2 separate regions of the Mus musculus genome follow, and region 2 is linked to region 1. The links are chromatin loops, found by intact Hi-C in ENCODE. Cell type or tissue: left cerebral cortex. All regions are shown on one strand. Each heading gives the region's core, and the rest is flanking DNA. Links, peaks and the distances in the headings are about the cores only. Region 1 has its middle 40 kb from the start of Gm46962. Region 2 has its middle 190 kb from the start of Gm46962.

Region 1 (2,927 bases), core at 308-2,807:
CAGGCCATGATACCTTCTCTCAAAAATAAATAACAAGAACAAAATAATTTTTCAATTAATGCATGTTGAGATTACTTAACATATTGTTTTATTGATGTACAAAGTATTACCCTCAACAAATATCAAACACTGTTAATTATTATAAGACAGAAAAGAAGCCGGGTGTGCTGGCACATGCCTTTAATCCCAGCATTTGGGTGGGAGAGGCAGGCAGATTTCTGAGTTCGAGGCCAGCCTGGTCTACAAAGTGAGTTCCAGCACAGCCAGGGCTATACAGAGAAACCCTGTCTCGCAAAAAAAAAAAAAAAAAAAAAAAGAAAAAGAAAAAAAAAGAAAAACAAACTTTATTCCCATGATACAAAATCATATTTACCATTAGTGTAGTGTAGTGTGGAATGAGGTATCACAGTCTCTTCATTGGGAAGTAAATGAGAAGAAAGCACAGGCAGATATGGCCTAAGAATAGTAAGCCTAGATCAATTATGTTGTTAACAATTCAAACATCATGTTTTCTCCAGATCCACTGCCTGTGAAGCGATCAGTGACTCCAGTGTACCAGTTTGATGCCCAGTAAATCAGTGCTTTAGGAGATTGCCCTGGTTTCTGTTGATACCAGGCTACAGGAGTACCTACATTCTGACTGGCCTTGCAAGTGATGCTGACCCTCTCTCCTACTGAAGTGGACATAAATTTTTGAGACTGGGTCATCACAATGTCTCCATCAATACCTGCAATCAGAAATAGATAATGAGTATACACTTACATATACAAAGACTTCATGATGCAAACGTTAGAATCAAAAATGTCTCATCTAATGGCATTGTCTGCCTAATACTGGCTTCCTATAGAAAATAGCTATTTAAATAGCTATTTACTGTATCCTAGATTTTTATAGATTCATAAAACCCTGTGTGTGTGTGTACTGGTATGTGCATGTGTGTGTGTGTGTGTGTGTGTGTGTGCATGTCAGAGGGCACAACTGTATGTCACATAGAAAAAGGTAAATTTGTTATGTTCAATACACAGAATTTGAGCATGAGAATTAAAAAAAATAAAGATTTAATCTCTTTACTTCTTTTTTTCCATAAAGACCTTCCAAATCAAAGGATCAGTTCGTTAATTTTCTACCAAACTTTGCAACACACAGGCATAGCACCTGCAGGCAGAGGGGAAGTGTGTAGGTCTAGGGAGGTGTAGTGCAGGCAGCTGGTTAGAATCTCAGAGGAGGTTTATGTAGGAGGCTGAAGCACTGTGAGAGGATAGCTGCTATATTGCTGACAGAAATAATCTGCCAAGTCTTCAGACTGCACATTGCTAATGGTGAGAGTGAAATCTGTCCCAGATCCACTGCCTGTGAAGCGATCAGGGACTCCAGTGTGCCGGGTGGATGCCCAGTAAATCAGTAGTTTAGGAGATTGCCCTGGTTTCTGTTGATACCAGGCTACAGCAGTACCCACATCCTGACTGGCCTTGCAGGTGATGCTGACCCTGTCTCCTACTGATGTGGACATGAATTTGTGAGACTGGGTCATCACAATGTCTCCTTCAACACCTGCAAACAGAAACAGATAATGTGTATACACTTACACATATAAAGACTTCATGATACAAATGTTAGAATCCAAAATGTCTTATCTAATGGCATTGTCTGCCTAATATTGGCTTCCTATAGGAAATAGCTATTTAAATAAATTACTTTTAAGATTTTATAATACTTTTAAATGTCTCACCAGACAACCACAGCAACATGTATACAAAGACCTGAGAATGTGTCTCCATCTTGATGCCCATGCTGGTCTGATGTATTTCAGATCTCACTGCAAAGACCTGGTTTATAAATCATGGGCAGCTGTGCTGGCCTCTAGGGATCTATGCAAAGCAGTCATCAAATAAGGAAGTAAATTACACAGCTGTTTGAGAGTATCCAGGTTAAATAAACAGTCAAAAATACTACCAAAGACAGGAAGTAATCACTGGGAAGGAAGTCAAAATTGAAGCTCAAAGACCAATTTAAAGCTCTGAAACCACAAGTCTATAGATGTTCTCATGACAGGCTTCCATCAAAATCAGATATTGGGTGAGAGAAAAGGACTGAAACACTGAGGGCCAGCAGAAAGACTGTCAACAGGTAACCTCGGGAGGTAGGAGGTTGGGAGGACCCTCCAGAATGCACCAGAGACCTGGGAGGTGAGAGACTCTCGGGAATCAAAGGGATGAAATGCCCAACAGTAGGGAGAGTGAACTTATAGAGCCCACCTCCATCAGGAAGACAGGGGATCAAATGAGGGAAGAGGGTGCCATTCCACACTAACAACTCTGACCCATATTTGTTCCTGGCTGAAAGAATTACAGGGATGGAAATGGAGGGGAGCCTGAAGAAAAGAAGATCCAGTGATAGGCCCAAAGTGGAATCCAGCTCAAGTGGCAGCCACAAGGCCTGACACTATCACTGAGGCTATGGAGCACTCATAGAAAGGGACCTAGCATGACTGCATTCCCAACAAGCAGCTGAGTCACATGCAGATATTTGTAGCCAACCAATGGACAGAAACAATGACCCCTAATGTTGAATCAGGGAAAGACTGAAAGACACTGAGGAGATACAACAGTCTCAATTATTCTGGACCCCAGAGATCTCTCAAACACTGGATCACCAAACAGGCAGCATACACCAGCTGATATGAGGCCACCAACACACATACAGCAGAGGACTGCTGGATCTGTGTTCATTCAGAAGTGAAGCACCTAAGCCTCAAGAGTCCAGATGCCCTAGGGAGATTAGAGGTCACGTGGCATGGGAGCTAGCAGTATCCATGAGGAGACTGGGGTGTGGGTAGGAGGTATGGTATGTAGAGCAGTAGGAGGATGGAGGGGTTGAATAAAATATGGAGTGTAAACAAAATTGATTAATTAACCAATTAATAAAA
Region 2 (2,927 bases), core at 302-2,801, 150 kb after region 1:
GAGGTAGGTGGAATTTTGTGAGATCAAAATCCACTCCCCAGTTTAACAGGCCATGATACCTTCTCTCAAAAATAAATAACAAGAACAAAATAAGTTTTCAATTAATGCATGTTGAGATTACTTAACATATTGTTTTATTGATGTACAAAGTATTACCCTCAACAAATATCAAACACTGTTAATTATTATAAGACAGAAAAGAAGCCGGGTGTGCTGGCACATGCCTTTAATCCCAGCATTTGGGTGGGAGAGGCAGGGAGATTTCTGAGTTCGAGGCCAGCCTGGTCTACAAAGTGAGTTCCAGCACAGCCAGGGATATACAGAGAAACCCTATCTCGCAAAAAAAAAAAAAGAAAAAAGAAAAACAAACTTTATTCCCATGATACAAAATCATATTTACCATTAGTGTAGTGTAGTGTGGAATGAGGTATCAGTCTCATCATTGGGAAGTAAATGAGAAGAAAGCACAGGCAGATATGGCCTAAGAATAGTAAGCCTAGATCAATTATGTTGTTAACAATTCAAACATCATATTTTCTCCAGATCCACTGCCTGTGAAGCGATCAGGGACTCCAGTGTACCAGTTGGATGCCCAGTAAATCAGTGCTTTAGGAGATTGCCCTGGTTTTTGTTGATACCAGGCTACAGCAGTACCTACATTCTGACTGGCCTTGCAGGTGATGATGACCCTCTCTCCTACTGAAGTGGACATAAATTTTTGAGACTGGGTCATCACAATGTCTCCATCAACACCTGCAATCAGAAATAGATAATGAGTATACACTTACATATACAAAGACTTCATGATGCAAACGTTAGAATCAAAAATGTCTCATCTAATGGCATTGTCTGCCTAATACTGGCTTCCTATAGAAAATAGCTATTTAAATAGCTATTTACTGTATCCTAGATTTTTATAGATTCATAAAACCCTGTGTGTGTGTGTGTACTGGTATGTGCATGTGTGTGTATGTGTGTGTGTGTGTGTGTGTGTGTGTGTGTGTGCATGTCAGAGGGCACAACTGTATGTCACATAGAAAAAGGTAAATTTGTTATGTTCAATACACAGAATCTGAGCATGAGAATTAAAAAAAATAAAGATTTAATCTCTTTACTTCTTTTTTGCCATTAAAACATTCCAAGTCAAAGGATCTATTCATTAATTTTCTACCAAACTTTGCAACAGACAGGCATAGCAGCTGCAGGCAGAGGGGAAGTGTGTAGGTCTAGGGATGTGAGGTGCAGGCAGCTGGTTAGAATCTCAGAGGAGGTTTATGTAGGAGGCTGAAGTACTGTGAGAGGATAGCTGTTATATTGCTGACAGAAATACTCTGCCAAGTCTTCAGACTGCACATTGCTGATGGTGAGAGTGAAATCTGTCCCAGATCCACTGCCTGTGAAGCGATCAGGGACTCCACTGTACCGGTAGGATGCCGAGTAAATCAGTGCTTTAGGAGATTGCCCTGGTTTCTGTTGATACCAGGCTACATTAGTACCCACATTCTGACTGGCCTTGCAGGTGACGCTGACCCTGTCTCCTACTGATGTGGACATGAATTTTTGAGACTGGGTCATCACAATGTCTCCATCAACACCTGCAATCAGAAATAGATAATGAGTCTACACTTACATATACAAAGACTTCATGATACAAATGTTAGAATCCAAAATGTCTTATCTAATGGCATTGTCTGCCTAATATTGGCTTCCTATAGGAAATAGCTATTTAAAAAATTACTTTTAAGATGTTATAATACTTTTAAATGTCTCACCAGACAACCACAGCAACATGTATACAAAGACCTGAGTCTGTGACTCCATCTTGATGCCCATGCTGATCTGATGTATTTCAGATCTCACTGCAAAGACCTGGTTTATAAATCATGGGCAGCTGGGCTGGCCTCTAGGGATCTATGCAAAGCAGTCATCAAATAAGGAAGTAAATTACACAGCTGTTTGAGAGTATCCAGGTTAAATAAACAGTCAAAAATACTACCAAAGACAGGAAGTAATCACTGGGAAGGAAGTCAAAATTGAAGCTCAAGGACCAATTTAAAGCTCTGAAACCACAAGTCTATAGATGTTCTCATGACAGGCTTCCATCAAAATCAGATATTGGGTGAGGGAAAAGGACTGAAACACTGAGGGCCAGCAGAAAGACTGTCAACAGGCAACCTCGGGAGGTATGAGGTTGGGAGGACCCTCCAGAATGCACCAGAGACCTGGGAGGTGAGAGACTCTCAAAACTCAAAGGGATGAAATGCCCAATAGTAGGGAGAGTGAACTTATAGAGCTCACCTCCATCAGGAAGACAGGGGATCAAATGAGGGAAGAGGGTCCCATTCCACACTAACAACTCTGACACATATTTGTTCCTGGCTGAAAAAATTACAGGGATAGAAATGGAGGGGAGCCTGAAGAAAAGAAGATCCAGTGACAGGCCCAAAGTGGAATCCAGCTCAAGGGGCAGTCCCAAGGACTGACACTATCACTGAGGCTATGGAGCACTCACAGAAAGGGACCTAGCATGACTGCATTCCCAACAAGCAGCTGAGTCACATGCAGATATTTGTAGCCAACCAATGGACAGAAACAATGACCCCTAATGTTGAATCAGGGAAAGACTGAAAGACGCTGAGGAGATACAACAGTCTCAATTATTCTGGACCCCAGAGATCTCTCAAACACTGGATCACCAAACAGGCAGCATACACCAGCTGCAATGAGGCCACCAACACACATACAGCGGAGGACTGCTGGATCTGTGTTCATTCAGAAGTGAAGCACCTAAGCCTCAAGAGTCTAGATGCCCTCGGGAGATTAGAGGTCACGTGGCATGGGAGCTGGCAGTATCCATGAGGAGACTGGGGTGTGGGTAGGAGGTATGGTATGTAGAGCAGTAGGAGGATGGAGGGGTTGAATAAAAT

What was found. A loop is a pair of places that touch in the nucleus more often than their neighbours do. Peaks named below come from ENCODE experiments on the same cell type or tissue, not always from the same donor. Only the 100,000 strongest peaks of a DNase experiment are listed, where the experiment ranks them.
Region 2: a loop joins it to region 1, with 7 times the contacts of the local background. A loop is called at or near these places in 14 of 42 quality-filtered maps.

The regions. Positions count from the first base shown.
Region 1 is chr6:70,259,155-70,262,081 of GRCm38, forward strand. It overlaps Igk, Igkv6-23 and the pseudogene Gm8836. Among named protein-coding and RNA genes, the nearest start is that of Gm46962, 40 kb to the left of the region's middle. In left cerebral cortex, for the core only: no CTCF peak of the experiment used is centred there; a DNase peak (open chromatin) is centred at 1,269; H3K27ac peaks cover 438 bases.
Region 2 is chr6:70,405,172-70,408,098 of GRCm38, forward strand. It overlaps Igk and Igkv6-15. Among named protein-coding and RNA genes, the nearest start is that of Gm46962, 190 kb to the left of the region's middle. In left cerebral cortex, for the core only: no CTCF peak of the experiment used is centred there; a DNase peak (open chromatin) is centred at 1,341; H3K27ac peaks cover 327 bases.